Linked DNA regions of Homo sapiens: region 1 is linked to region 2. A link is a loop called in an ENCODE intact Hi-C map of the cell type or tissue named here. Cell type or tissue: A673. All regions are shown on one strand.

The links. Hi-C counts contacts between places; a loop is a spot of excess contacts. Peaks named below come from ENCODE experiments on the same cell type or tissue, not always from the same donor. Only the 100,000 strongest peaks of a DNase experiment are listed, where the experiment ranks them.
Region 1: a loop joins it to region 2, with 5 times the contacts of the local background. A loop is called at or near these places in 2 of 110 quality-filtered maps.

The regions. Positions count from the first base shown.
Region 1 is chrX:30,484,613-30,492,612 of GRCh38, reverse strand. No RefSeq gene overlaps it. Among named protein-coding and RNA genes, the nearest start is that of TASL, 89 kb to the left of the region's middle. In A673, CTCF peaks have their summits at 3,071 and 4,285; DNase peaks (open chromatin) are centred at 3,082 and 4,312.
Region 2 is chrX:30,304,537-30,312,536 of GRCh38, reverse strand. It overlaps NR0B1 (nuclear receptor subfamily 0 group B member 1), which reads left to right and starts at 3,147. Exons shown (of 2, transcript NM_000475.5): 1 at 3,147-4,341; 2 at 7,714-8,000. The coding sequence starts at 3,174. The coding sequence ends at 7,958. RefSeq lists a cis regulatory region at 1,579-1,932, promoters at 2,854-3,173, 1,591-3,173 and an enhancer at 3,438-3,938. In A673, CTCF peaks have their summits at 3,913 (motif pointing left) and 4,116 (motif pointing right); DNase peaks (open chromatin) are centred at 1,546, 1,916, 3,086 and 4,106; H3K4me3 peaks cover 5,887 bases; H3K27ac peaks cover 6,662 bases.

The sequences.
Region 1 (8,000 bases), 180 kb before region 2:
CATTTAATAAGAAAATTTTCTCTCACCCACTCTAACTCTTAGTCATCCCCAGATCTACACTATTATTTTCTAAACTCTATGGAATCAATTAAAAATATTACTCAACTTTCCTTTCTTCATATCTCTGACACAATAATGGAACCCAGAACCTATAAAGTTCCATTAAAAGTGCATAAATTCCTCCCTAGCTCCCACGAAAATACATTTCCCATGTTTCTCTTTATCTAGCAGATTATTGTTGTCGTTTTTATACCAGACTGTTGGAAGTTTAATGTTAAGTGCTTCATTAATAATGTTTATACTTTAGAAAAATTTGAAACAGATAAATCTTGACAGTGAACAGAACTTATTTATTTTATTCTTTGTGTTTAACATCACAAGGAAGAGTCTAAAAACAGTTTTATTTGTACTTCAAGATATAAAAAGCAGTATTGTACAAACCACAGCCACAGAAATAGAACTAATTACTGGAAAGATAATAATGGTTTTACAATTTGAAACTAAATGTTTGCTTCTATCAGTAATAAAAGGATAACAATTGCTACATTAAAAGAAGAGAAAAAAGAAAAAAACTTATATATTTTCCTGGAATGATAGGGCAAGCACATGAGTTGCTAACAAAAGAGTTTGTACTGAAAAATAATTAAAATAGAAAATTTCTAGCTTTACTTTCTTTGAAATGAATTTGTGACTCTCATTTTGGCAATATTTGCCAGTAATTCAGTTTCCACTGGAAAATAACCTTGACTTTGTTTTCTATTCAGTTTGGTACTCTGCACATTATTTTTCTAACTAACTCATATAAAAGTTTAAAATAGAGTTTCTTTTGACATTCCCAACAGCTCTCTTTCTCCAATCCCTACTGCTCACTAGTTACATAACCTCCAGCAAGTTTCTTAACCTCTCTGTGCCCCAGTTTCTTCATCCATAAAATGGGGATAATAATAGCACACACCTTGTAGGATTTGTGGCCAGGACTAAACGCATCATTACACACTCACAGTCTCTGACAAACAGAAAGCTCTCTAGGTTGTTATTATTTTATGTTTATATTCCACCAAGTACATATTCATGCTACTCTGCATTTCCTTTTTCATGCAATGCTTCCATTATTTTTCCTAAAGAGCCAATTTATGACAATGATTCAGCAAACATTTTTGATTGTCCACTACGTACCTGATAATGGGTACTTTGATCCCTTGAATCAAAGCACCAGATGTAACCTTGAATCTGGTAGAGAGGTTAAATGACACCAGATCAGCCTTATTTCAAATTAAAAGAAAAATTTCTGCAACATCTCTGAGAGATGGCCACACTGTCTCCTTAAACACTTTTAGTGAGGGCAGCTCACCCTTTACACTTGGAGGGCCATTTTCTATGTGTCTAATTGTCAGGCCTTCTGCTGAGCAAATATCTGCCTCCCTATAACTTTGTAGCTGCTGGTTCTAGGAAGCTGCTGGAACATCACAGGCTGCTTGTTCTTTCTCCCACCTGACATACCTCTTCAGATTTTAAAGACCAGTGTCATGTTTCTCCATGCTTCTTTGCTTCGGGATAAATATTTGTAGTTTTCTCAAGTAACTTTTTTTTTTTTTTTTTTTTTGAGATGGAGTTTCACTCTTGTTGCCCAGGCTGGAGTGCAATGGCGTGATCTCAGCTCATTGCAACCTCTGCCTCCCGGGTTCAAGCGATTCTGCTGCCTCAGACTCCCGAGTAGCAGGGATTACAGGCATGCACCACTACACCTGGCTAATTTTGTATTTTTAGTAGAGACAGGGTTTCACCATGTTGGTCAGGCTGGTCTCGAACTCCCGACCTCAGGTGATCTGCCCGCCTCGGCCTCCCAGAGTACTGGGATTACAGACGTGAGCCACTGCACCCAGCCGAGACACTTTTTAATTTGTCACAGTTCTTTACATAGAGGATCTAGAAGTGCAAAAAATAGTTGAGATATGTTCTTACCAGTGCTATTAGACTGCATGATTTGATGATACTATACACCTGTGCATGTAGGATAAACATTGCATTTTTATGTTTTTATTGGACATATTATATTGTGGGCTCCAATTAATCTCGTGATTATCTAAAACTTCACATCTTTTTCCAGTGATCTGAGGTCAAGTGTGGCCCTTCATTCTAAACTTTTTATTATTTGCTTATTTATTTTTTGAGACAGGGTCTCATTCCGTCACCCAGGCAGGAGTGCAGTGTTGTGATCACGGCTCACTGCAGCCTTGACCTCCTGAACTCAAGCGATCCTCCTTCCTCAGTCTCCCGAGTAGCTGGGACTACAGGTGAGCGCCACTGCATCCAGCTACTTTTGGTATTTTTCGTAGCAACAGGGTTTTGCCATGTTGCCCAAGCTGGTTTCGAACTCCTGGGCTCAAGCAACTCGCCTGGCTTGGCCTTCCAAAGTGCTGGGATTACAGGCATGAGCCACCATGCCTGGCCTAAACTTTTTAAAATGAAATTTTAGTGCCTAAATGTAGGATTTGCTACTTATCCTCTTAAAATGTTACGTTTTTATTCCAACTCAATATTTTGGATTTTAATGATATCATCCAATGCATTACTTTCAAACATTATGGCATCTGAAAATTTGAATAGTATGCCCTTGATATGTACTTGATGTGGATAGCACATCGCTAGAGTCCCCACTGTGCTAGAAGTCAGTATACTAATCATGCATCAATAGTAGTTTGGAAGACTTTAAGTGTCCGTAATTGATTAAAAAATATGATAAACAAACCATCACTATTTAATTTTTAAACTGATATTACTGAGTGCCTGGTTGTGTCAAGAACTGTGCCAGGTAGAGTAGATTATTGCTGTAACACACCGCATTTTGTTCACACTTTCTATATCCATGCTCTTGTGTATTCTAAATCTGGGCACAGAGACACAACTTGCTTCGGCCAACAGGATAATAGCAAATGTCCTACAAGCAGAAGCTTGAAACACATTTGTGCATTAAGGCTTACTCTCTCTTGCCAGTCTTAGAAGACTGACACCTCCATTATGTGAATAAGTCAATAGTAGGCTGCTGGAGATAGGTGGCACTGTCACCCTTTCCACTCCAGCGAGTAGTCCAGCACCAACTGACAGCTAGCACCCACCACCAGGCATGGGAGTGAGGTCATCTTAGGTCAATTTGTCCCTAGCAAACTCACCAGATGACTACAACTATATGAGTGAGTCCAGATGAGACCAGCAGAAAAGCCACTTAACTGAGTGTAGCTCAAATTTTCAAACCATATAATCATAAACCTAATAAATGTTTGTTGCTTTAACCCACTAGGTTTTGGGGAGGCTTTAACGGATGTGGTAAATTTTTCAATTTTCCATCCCTGCTCATATCCATTCTCTCTTCCCTGATACTTTTTAGTCATTCTCACAAGATACAGGGAGCATTCTGTTTTTTTTTTTTTTTTTTTTTTTGAGACAGAGTCTCACTCTTGTCACCCAGGCTGGAGTGCAGTGGAGTGATCTCGGCTCACTGCAACCTCCGCCTCCGGGGTTCAAGCGATTCTCCTGCCTCAGCCTCCCCAGTAGCTTGGATTATAGGCGCCCGCCTGGCTAATTTTTGTACTTTTAGTAGAGACGGGGTTTTGTTATGTTGGCCAGGCTGGTCTCGAACTCCTGACCTCAGGTGATCTGCCCGCCTCGGCCTCCCAAAGTGCTGGGATTACAGGCGTGAGCCACTGCGAGCATTCTTTCTGGGCTTGGCCATTTCACTTGCCTTGGCCCGTGAAATGTGGGGAGAAGTGATAGTATGCCAGTTTTGAGTTGAATTCTTAAGAGTCACCATGTGTACCTGCTCACCCTCTTGTGCTTCTGCACCATAAGAAAAAGATGAAAGAGATATAGTGCTCACTTGGATGCAATCTGAGTCGTGGCACCAAGCCCATCTGAGGTCGTCCCAGATCGGCCAGCCCTCAGCCAAACTGCAGATGTGAGAACAAGGAGAAATCATTGCTGTTTTTTGCACCCGCTGTCAGGGTGGTTTGCTTTGCTGCATTTTTTTATGTTGATATCTAACTGACAAAGTGGAGATGGTTAAAGATATTGCTATGTCAACAGGATCTTTTAAAGTAACAAAGTCACGGATCATAGTAAACTGCTGGTTGAATTTGATGTACTAATAAATTTTTACATTGGGATAAACTAAAATAATAGGTATCCAAATACTACTCAGATGGTTAGAAATCATGGGTCACCGCAACATCTGGGAAATGAGCAGTAGCAGTGGCTTTTAAATTTTGCAGTTTTGTCCTATTTCTAGGTCCTACCACTGGGAGCCACTGTTGCTACTATTACTATGATTCAAGGTTCTTAGACACTTTCAGTACCAATCGTCTTGTCACATTTCCCCTTTATTATATTTCAGTAGCAGTCGTCTTGTCACCTTTCCTCTTTATTAAGCAAGTTACTTAACTGCTCTGTGTTTAAGTTTTCTCATCTGCAGAATGGTAGTAAAATAGTACCTACCATGTAGGGTTGCTGTAAGGATTAATATCATGGGAGGTGATGATTAAGGTGTTAAGAGTTAGTGGATATAAACAAGATTTCCATTAGAGGTATTTGTGCTTAGTAGGGGGTTTCTTAAACATCACAAGCCTTCAGTACTCAAAGGAGTTAGGTTACAAGAATGGTCTGACATGAGGTGTGGTTTATATTTTGGGATGGACAGCCTTCTTTCTATGCAAATCACAGAAACGTAGATTGCTCCAAGCAGCTCCAGCTGATTTATAATGTTAGTCCTGCTGGTCCCCAAGAGCCAATAAAAGAAGGTTTTTGTTTTAAATTTCTAATGTACCAAAGTCTGGTAATTTTGAAAAATCACAATAAACATGGATTCCTAGATGTTGCTGCAATATAAAATTGCTATATAAGTTTCTGTTTACTCCTCAGTTTCTGTAGCTAATTCTTTGTTGGACTGGCAACATGGAATTCATAGCCCAGGACCAGCCTGCTGACCACACTGTGAATAGTGCTGCAGTGAGGTATTTTGGAAGGGAGGGGTTGTCAGAGAAATGCTCTGTTTTATTTCCTCCCCTGTCAATACCATAACCACCTTATTGTCCCAGACAAGCAGAAAATTATAAGCGTGAAGGTATCATTGATTAGAGGAGATCACTGTTACATATAATACTATTCAATAATGAGTAACAATGAAATGATGCAATCAACACCATCTTCTGCCAACCAATATGTTTATCATGTTTTAGTATGGTAATACATGATGCGAATTAACGAAATCATCAAATATATACTGAACATCTGCCATATGCCAGACACTATCCTAAACGCTAGAGATACGTCACTGTATAAAACAGACAAGCCTTACAGTAACCAAAATGGCAGGATACTGGTACCAAAACAGATATATAGACCAATGGAACAGAACAGAGGCCTCAGAAATAATGCCACACATCTACAACCATCTGATCTTTGACAAACCTAACACAAACAAGCAATGGGGAAAAGATTCCCTATTTAATAAATGCTGTTGGGAAAACTGGCTAGCCATATGCAGAAAACTGAAACTAGATCCCTTCCTTATACCTTATACAAAAATCAACTCAAGGTGGATTAAAGACTTAAACGTAAGACCTAAAACCACAAAAATCCTAGAAGAAAAACTGGGCAATATCATTCAGGACATAGGCATGGGCAAAGACTTCATGTCTAAATCAGCAAAAGCAATGGCAACAAAAGCCAAAATTGACAAATGGGACCTAATTAAACTAACGAGCTTCTGCACAGCGAAAGAAACTATCATCAGAGGCCGGGCACGGTGGCTCACGCCTGTAATCCCAGCACTTTGGGAAGCCAAGACGGGTGGATCACGAGGTCAGGAGATCAAGACCAACATGGGTAACACGGTGAAACCCTGTCTCTACTAAAAATACAAAAAATTAGCCGGGCGTGGTGGCGGGCGCCTGTAGTCCCAGCTACTCAGGAGGCTGAGCCAGGAGAATGGCGTGAACCCGGGAGGCGGAGGTTGCAGTGAGCTGAGATCACGTCATTGCACTCCAGACTGGGTGACAGAGCGAGACTCCATCTCAAAAAAAAAAAAAAAAAGAAACTATCATCAGAATGAACAGGCAACCTACAGGATGGGAGAAGATTTTTGCAATCTATCCATTTGACAAAGGTCTAATATCCAGAATCTACAAAGAACTTAAAATTTATGAGAAACAACCCCATCAAAAATTGGGCAAAGGATATGAACAGACACTTCTTAAAAGAAGACATTTATGCAGCCAACAGACGTATGAAAAAATACTCATCATCACTGGTCATTAGAGAAATGCAAACCAAAACCACAATGAGATACGATCTCGTGCGAGATAGAATGGAGATCATTGAAAAGTCAGGAAACAATAGATGCTGGAGAGGATGTGGAGAAATAGGAACACTTTTACACTGTTGGTGGGAGTGTAAATTAGTTCAACCATTGTGGAAGACAGTGTGGCAATTCCTCGAGGATCTAGAACTAGAAATACCATTTGACCCAGCAATCTGATTACTGGGTATATACCCAAAGGATTATAAATCATTCTATAAAGACACATGCACACGCGTGTTTATTGCAGCACTATTCACAATAGCAAAGACTTGGAACCGACCCAGATGTCCATCAATGATAGACTGGATAAAGAAAATGTGGCACATATACGCCATGGAATACTATGCAGCCATAAAAAAGGATGAGTTCATGTCCTTTGCAGGGACATGGATGAAGCTGGAAACCATCATTCTCAGCAAACTATCACAAGAACAGAAAACCAAACACCGCATGTTCTCACTTATAAGTGGGAGTTGAACAATGAGAACACATGGACTGGGAGGGAAACATCACACACCGGGGCCTGTCAGGGGGTGGGGGACTAGGGGAGGGATAGCATTAGGAGAAATACCTAATGCAGGTGACAGGTTGATGGGTGCAGCAAACCACCATGGCATGTGTATACCTATGTAACAAACCTGCACGTTCTACACATGTACCCCAGAACTTAAAGTAAAATAAAAAAAATTAAAAAAAAAAAAACCAGACAAGCCTTGGCCCCTTATAAAGCTTATGTTGTAATAGAAAGTCCCCAAAATACAGAATCAGTTTTAATGGACTCTGCATTTACTCCCTACTGCTGTTGGCATAAATGCTTGATAAACTTCATTAAATTTAACATAATTAATTCTTGGCTTCTTCCTTTCATGACAATTTTTAAACTAGCTTGGATGATTTGTGTTTATTTCCTGACCTGAGGATGTAATTTTAGAGTAGTCCTCATTTGCCCTTTGAGGAACAATTTTTAAAAAAAATTAAAGAGTTGCATTTTGAAGGTGTCTCTGACCAATTCTTTCATTTATAGTAATATGCCCAAGCAACTGACCATGTCCCCTAAGGAAAAATGAAGAATAGAAAGAGAAGAAGGATTATTGATTTGCAGAAGTACATGTTTGAAACTGAAAAGTACCCAACAGGAAGTTCAGCCTACCATTTTTAACATGCAAACATTCACCACAATAATTATTTGTTAATATAAATCTACATTATAGATCCTGGAGAATACATTTATACTAGGAGCTACTAGTGGGTAACAAATTGCAATGGAAATGGAAATGGCCTGCTTTCAACCATTAATCACCACAAACACCTTCATTCCAATCCCAGATCTGTCATTTACAAACAAATTGACCTGCTGTATTTTAATGCTGTGTGACTTGGAGCAAGTTACTTAACTGCTCTGTGTTTAAGTTTTCTCATCTGCAGAATGGTAGTAAAATAGTACCTACCATGTAGGGTTGCTGTAAGGATTAACATGATATTCTATGTAAAGTGCTTAGCACAGTGCCTGGTACATGTTAAGTGCTCAATAAGTATTTGCAATTATAAAAGGGAACTAGCCTGTTGTGTGGATCTCAGTTTTTGTATTTGATTTCCGAACATGTTGGGAAACAGCTATCAGAAATAAATTCCTCTGTTGATTGTCCAG
Region 2 (8,000 bases):
CTTTTGACTGTTAACCCACTTTTCCTGTTACTTTACCACAGTCCTTGTAGCACTCTGAGTAGCAAAACAGGCCTCCAGAAAATGCTGAGTCTAACAAGGCCTACTACATTGTCCTCCTTCCAGGGTCAGCGCAGCGATAGCTGGGTGGGAGTGCTCGGCCTGCCCATTGGCAGTAGGAGCCGTAGCCTTCTCTCTCCCTCAAGGTACAGTTTGCCAACAAATGTATTTTTTGAGCACCTACTACGTGTCAGAAATCATTCTAATTGCTGGGACACAATACAGAGTGACAGATTCCTTGCCCTCAAAGGACTTTTGTATTAGTGGAGGAGACACAATCAGTAAGCATCGAACAACTAAATAAATCATGTCAGGTGTTGGGAGGAAAAGGAAATCGTGACTAGCTCTGGCAACATAAGGTAGGGACAAAGGTCGGCTGGGTTTTTCAGCTAGGCTGGTTGGTGGGTTCATTAAGCCACTGATCTCAGTGCCTGTGTGGCACTTGAGGGATGAGGCTGTATGGCGAGTGAAGACTGCCACAATACTGCTAAAGCAGTAACGACGATACCCCAAACAGTAGCTTGAATACTGGAAATGGCAAATAATGAAATAGCCCATGAAACAATATTGCCAACACACAATTGTGTGAACCAGGTGACCCATCCAGTGTTTAGAGTCTGGGCCAAGAAATGTGGACACACAAAGAAAGTAGGATAAAATCTTCTGGGTGGAAATTGTGTGTGTGTGAGGCTTCCCTAGGAGAGACAGAACTGTGGCAGTGCTGGTACAGGAACACCTCCTAACTCTGAAGTTATTCTGCGTTGTCCTAAAATGGTTGATACATCCACCACTTGACACATAACAAACATTATTATAAACACTTTACACAAATTAACTCATGTATAAAGATTACCTCACAGACGCTGTTGTGCATGTTTGACAAATGAAGAAACTGAGGCACAAACAGCTTAAGTAACTTTCCTGTGATAGGCTGAATAGTGTCCAAAGATGTCCATGTCCTAACCTTTAGAACCTGTGCATTTGTTAACTTATAGAATGAAAAGGCCTTTGCATATGTGATCAAGTTAAGAATTTTTGGATAGAGATATTATCTTGGATTATCTGAGTGGGTCCATTATAGTCACAAAGATTCTTACAAGAATCAGAGAAGGAGATGGAAGCAGAGGCCAGAGTTATGTGATCAGATATTAAGGAGCTTAGGCAGCTTCAAGAAGCTAGAATAAGCAAGGAAATAGATTCTGTCCTAGAACTTCCAGAAGAAATGTCACCTTGACTTTAGCTCAGTGAAACTGATTTCAGACTTCTGGCTTCCAGAATTATAACATAAAAAATTCGTGTTGTTTGTGTTGACTTAAGCCACTACATTTGTGGTAAGTAAAGCAGCGACAAAGAAACTAACACATTGCCCAAGGTTATGATGCTACAAAGTGGCAGGGCCAGGATTAAAACTGAGGCAATCTAGTGCTAGTTCCAGGGATTTAACCACTGTGCTATTTAGGGCCTCTCACAGGCAGAATGAAATTTAACGCTGCAAGCAAAATGGGGGTCTCCTAGGTTTTCCTCTTATGCTGAGAATTCCAGGTCCTGGAGAAGAAGAAAAAGAGAAAGAAAGAGAGAGAGAGAAGGAGTGAGAGAGGGAGGGAGGGAGGGAGGGAGGGAGGAAGGAAGGAAGGAAGGAAGGAAGGAAAGGAAGGAAGGAAGGAAGGAAGGAAGGAAAGGAAGGAAGGAAGGAAGGAAGGAAGGAAGGAAGGAAGGAAGGAAAAGAAACAGCAAAAAAAGAAAGAGGGAGGATGGGAGGGAGGGAAAAAGTAAAAATGATTCTGTATCAGCTGGTATATACCAACACCCTTCCCTGCCCCATGTCTTCACAGCTGTGTGGCAAGTGAAGACTAATGGATCCAGGCTTCCTGATGCTTCTATTTATCATTATTCACTTAGGAAGGGTGGGAAAAGAAATACTAATTACACACTTACCAATGGAATACTTTTACAAGGATCAAAATTTCTCACTGCGGCCATGAAAAAGAATGAGAGCTGGCGGCCATCATGCTTAGCAAAGTAATGCAGGAACAGAAAACCAAATATCACATGTTCTCACTTGCAAGTGGGAGCTAAATAAAGAGATCACCTGGACACTAGGAGGGGAACAACAGACACTGGAACCTACTTGAAGGTGGAGGGTGGGAAGAGGGAGAGAATGAGAAAAAATACCTATTGGATACTATTACCTGGGTGATGAAATAATCTGTACACCAAACCCCCACGACAAGCAATTCACTTATATAACAAACCCGCACATGTACTCCTGAACCTAAAAGTTAAAAGAAAAAAAAATATATACTAAAATGAAAACAATTCTCACTGTAACAATATTATCCCCTCGTAATTATTATATTCCTAAGTTTTAGGCACTTTTACATCCTGCTCGCTGCCCCCAGCTCTCTTAACACAGCATCCAGGACATAGTGGGCGCTTATAAATACTGATGGCATTAAACTGAGCGCTTATGATAGCATATTTAGAGCAGTGCTTTTCAAACGTCTAGGTGCATGTGAATCCCTGGGGACACCGTTAAAATGCAGATTCAGAGTTAGAAAGTCTGGTTGGAGCCTGAGATTGGGCATTTCCACCGAGTTCCCATATGATGCTTGTCTATGTTCTGTATTTTTCAAGGTCTCAGAAAATGAGACCTCCCTATCCATATACAAATATAAGTCACACAAACTGTGATAATTTAATGAAAGTTTACAAAGAGCATAGAAGTAGATGTTTCCTCTTTTCCCCTGCCCTCCCAATAAAGGGAACAAATTAGATGCGAGGGTTCAATGGAAAGAGTTGCAACAGCATCCAGGCGCTCGCTCTCCTCCGGTCTTCCTGAGACAGGGAAAGGGGTAATGAGAGGAAGGAGGAAAGTGTCCAGGAGCTCCCACGCTGCTGTTCTTCCATTTCCAGCTTTTAAAGAGCACCCGCCCCTTCGAACCACCGAGGTCATGGGCGAACACACCGGAGCGCAGCACCGCGCCCCCCCGCACACACCGCCCGCCTCCGCGCCCTTGCCCAGACCGAGGCGGCCGACGCGCCTGCGTGCGCGCTAGGTATAAATAGGTCCCAGGAGGCAGCCACTGGGCAGAACTGGGCTACGGGCGCCGCGGGCCATGGCGGGCGAGAACCACCAGTGGCAGGGCAGCATCCTCTACAACATGCTTATGAGCGCGAAGCAAACGCGCGCGGCTCCTGAGGCTCCAGAGACGCGGCTGGTGGATCAGTGCTGGGGCTGTTCGTGCGGCGATGAGCCCGGGGTGGGCAGAGAGGGGCTGCTGGGCGGGCGGAACGTGGCGCTCCTGTACCGCTGCTGCTTTTGCGGTAAAGACCACCCACGGCAGGGCAGCATCCTCTACAGCATGCTGACGAGCGCAAAGCAAACGTACGCGGCACCGAAGGCGCCCGAGGCGACGCTGGGTCCGTGCTGGGGCTGTTCGTGCGGCTCTGATCCCGGGGTGGGCAGAGCGGGGCTTCCGGGTGGGCGGCCCGTGGCACTCCTGTACCGCTGCTGCTTTTGTGGTGAAGACCACCCGCGGCAGGGCAGCATCCTCTACAGCTTGCTCACTAGCTCAAAGCAAACGCACGTGGCTCCGGCAGCGCCCGAGGCACGGCCAGGGGGCGCGTGGTGGGACCGCTCCTACTTCGCGCAGAGGCCAGGGGGTAAAGAGGCGCTACCAGGCGGGCGGGCCACGGCGCTTCTGTACCGCTGCTGCTTTTGCGGTGAAGACCACCCGCAGCAGGGCAGCACCCTCTACTGCGTGCCCACGAGCACAAATCAAGCGCAGGCGGCTCCGGAGGAGCGGCCGAGGGCCCCCTGGTGGGACACCTCCTCTGGTGCGCTGCGGCCGGTGGCGCTCAAGAGTCCACAGGTGGTCTGCGAGGCAGCCTCAGCGGGCCTGTTGAAGACGCTGCGCTTCGTCAAGTACTTGCCCTGCTTCCAGGTGCTGCCCCTGGACCAGCAGCTGGTGCTGGTGCGCAACTGCTGGGCGTCCCTGCTCATGCTTGAGCTGGCCCAGGACCGCTTGCAGTTCGAGACTGTGGAAGTCTCGGAGCCCAGCATGCTGCAGAAGATCCTCACCACCAGGCGGCGGGAGACCGGGGGCAACGAGCCACTGCCCGTGCCCACGCTGCAGCACCATTTGGCACCGCCGGCGGAGGCCAGGAAGGTGCCCTCCGCCTCCCAGGTCCAAGCCATCAAGTGCTTTCTTTCCAAATGCTGGAGTCTGAACATCAGTACCAAGGAGTACGCCTACCTCAAGGGGACCGTGCTCTTTAACCCGGGTAAGGGTACTGGCCTTAGGCGCCGGCTTTTCCCAGCTCACAAAAGCATCGGGCAGTGCCTATCTAGGGGCGCGGGCAGTAACGAGTTTTCAGTGATCAGGAGAGTGTCGGGGCAAAGGTGAAGAAATCGTGACTAACTCAGCAGAGTTGGGGTGGGGAGCTCCAGGAACCACTTCTGCTGGGTGGGCTGCTATCAGAAACTCAGCCAAGAGGAGGGGAGTTGTTTGTTTAGGTTTGTACTTGGCTCTCTACACATTTCTTACCATAGAAAAGTTTGTGCCTTCATGGGAAATGGTTATTCTTTCTTCTTTAGCTTTCTTTTAAGTCCAGAGCATATCTTTTTCTAAAAAAAGTTTTTGCTCACTGAAGATTCTGCAACATCGATTTCTGAAACCCCATTCTGAAATTTACTAGAACCTTTTTTGGGGGGAGGAAATCTATTAAGGCTAGCAAAAAAGGAAACATTTGTTAAAGGGTCCCATAGAGAGACTATTCCCTAGGGACACACAAGACACTAGATGTAGTGTTTCATGGGCCTGCCTCTGAATGGTTATTTGTATGGTCCTAAGCATCTGGACTATCCCTTCCTCCAAATCTCTGTGAATAATATCAGGTTGGCAAAGGGATAGGGAAAAAAGACACATTAGGGACTGAGAGCAGGAGCACTGTATTTTAGAATTCAAAGAGACTTTAGAGACCTGCTAATCAACCCCCTTTGCTCTGTAGCCTCCCCCCACCCCATTTTACTGAGTAGGTAGATGTGTCCCAAGGTCCCAAGTAAATGGTTGGTGTGTTGTGGCACCTGAGGGTCCTGTCTTCTGGGCCCAGTGGGATATTGGCTGCACTAAACTTTCAGGTTGTCTGTTGGGTGCTGGACACACTGTCCCACAGAGTGCAACCAAATCACTGGAGGAACGTCTCCCTGGACAGCCAGGCACCTTGTCTTGGGTGTTTCTCACTATTAGAATCATCTTCAACCAGCGTCCTTTCAAAATGATTGAAGTGGGAACAAAATTTTCCAGGCAACTTGAGTTGGGATAGTTTTTATAATGCTCCTTTTGTATCTTTTTTCCCTGGTGCTGGAATCTCTGATTAAGTCCCTGCCCCCTGCCTAGCATTTTTGAGGGTGCATAGATCAGTATTTGGTGGGATAATAATTTGTTCAAACCTCACGTTTCATGACGTAGAGACCTCAGCTCACCCCAGTGTCTATTATATGTTACCTTTTTGCTTATACCATTGTTTTCCAAACTTGCCTGTGCATAAGAAGTACTTGTGTGTGTGTGGTTGGGGGTGGGAGGGAGTAGATAAAAGTCTTTCTAGGCTCCTGCCTTATATATTCTGATTCAGTAGCTCTGGCCCAGGGTCTGCAAATCTGCATTCATAATAAGTGTCGCAGATGATTCTTAAGATTATTTGGAAAACAGTCTTCTTATTCCTTCAGCCAGTGTTACTAATCATCCACTATGTTCCTCGTCCTGTTGGGATATAAAGGTGAGAGGGGCTCAGCTTCCAGAAATTTACATTCCATTAGTTTCAGTATCAACAGTTTCCCTTGACTCTGTTTTATATACTTTTAACACACACACACACACACACACACACACACACACACACATTCTTCCTTATTCTTGATTGACTTTTCCTAATCCTCTCTCAATATGAGTTTAACCAGCTAAGCTGAGTGTGTTTGAAACACAAATGTACCTATATTTGGGAGAAAGGTAATGCCTATTAAGAGTGTGGCCTCTCTTTGCTGTTTATCCTTTGTATGTCCCATATATAAATTTAAATACATTATATATATAGGTTCAAACTTAAGGAGATATAAAACTGTGGAGTCCATTTGCATTTTCTCTTCCCTGACCTTATTTTGAAGGCCAGTTTGTGTGTCTCTGTGTGGGGGGGAACCACTTGGGTGGGGAGAAGGTGGAGGGGTATATTGTGAACACAGAGAAAAGTAATGTGGCATACACAAGATGAAGTTTTCACAAGCCATGAATCTAGACCTAGAGAAGCTTCAGATTTCTGGTGGAGTTTCATGCAAGCCTCTTCCTACTTTCATCGATGGAATTCAAACACAACAAAATTGGGTCTTAAGCCTGGATCTCAAGCTGTAGATAGAAGGGGATGATAATGTGTGGACTAGAGTAATCAGAACTGGAATATGGATTAAAATGGTTGCTTTATTTTTGTTCTTATTTATGAGATTTGATATTCGCCCATAATAGGAGTGCCTCTCGCTTATTACCATTATTATTTTTTTAAAGAACACTGGTTCTGCTGCTCTGTGATGATTGGCATGGTGCTTTTAAAATACTTTTCTGTTGAATTTTTTAGGAAAAGGGAAGGAAAATGATTGCAATCATCATTAACATCATTTAAACCAAGTGGTCAACTGCTAATTACTTGAATACAAGTTAAAGAACTTTGCAACGATATTATCATCATGGAAGATCAAAGGACCTTCAAAAGCAGCCTCCTCTTATTACTTTCCTTATAAAAACTTACATCCACTTAAACTTTCCTGCATTTATTTCTTTCACTTTTACTTCGGTATCACACTATACTGCAAAAGGTCATGTGTTTTCTATTACAAAAGTTATTCTTGAATCATGGTACAATTCGTGATGTTTTCATGTTTACTTTTTAAACTTTTAATGACTATAAGAATTTTCAAAAACTTCTTACTTTAATATTTTTGAAAAGAGCCTTTTTGAACACTCATTAGAATCATTCTTTTATTTTTTTCAAAATCTTCCCCAATACAGAAATCATGGTGCAATGAGCTAAGTGGCCAGTGTTAGCTTTCAAATTATTCGGGCCTCTAGACTAATATTGGCCTGCAGGCAAATAGGTAAAATGAAACTGTGCGTCAAAGTTTGTGGCTGTGAAGTTTACCACCATTGGCTGAACGATCAGTGTAATGATGGAAAGTTCAAAGAAGAATGGTAAAAACATTTGTCTCATGGCAACACTTCTTGTTTATCATGGCTTGTTTCTCATAGGTAAAGTGCCCACCTCTTGAAATATCATGAACTTCTTCATATTTGCATAGAAAGTGAACTGGAGTGATGATTCATTAAACCGTATTCTACTGTCATATTAAATTGTGTGCGTTTGTTGGCTCATGGCCAGTGTATTTGCAAACGTGTGCATAGAAACATAGTAAATATTAAGTAAGATCACATGATGTTTCATTCTTGGACACGTTGCTTCTGAAAACGTAGACTGGTTTGGCCTTTTACCCTTTTAACCGGGAAGCTTTGGGTCTTGTTTAATTGGGATGAAACAGAAATGGCTATTTTTAAAAAGCTAGCAAAGGACTCTGTGGTGAGCTGTTTTATAACAAAGAGATTTTTCTCCCTCCAGACGTGCCGGGCCTGCAGTGCGTGAAGTACATTCAGGGACTCCAGTGGGGAACTCAGCAAATACTCAGTGAACACACCAGGATGACGCACCAAGGGCCCCATGACAGATTCATCGAACTTAATAGTACCCTTTTCCTGCTGAGATTCATCAATGCCAATGTCATTGCTGAACTGTTCTTCAGGCCCATCATCGGCACAGTCAGCATGGATGATATGATGCTGGAAATGCTCTGTACAAAGATATAAAGTCATGTGGGCCACACAAGTGCAGTAGTGCAGTTCACCATG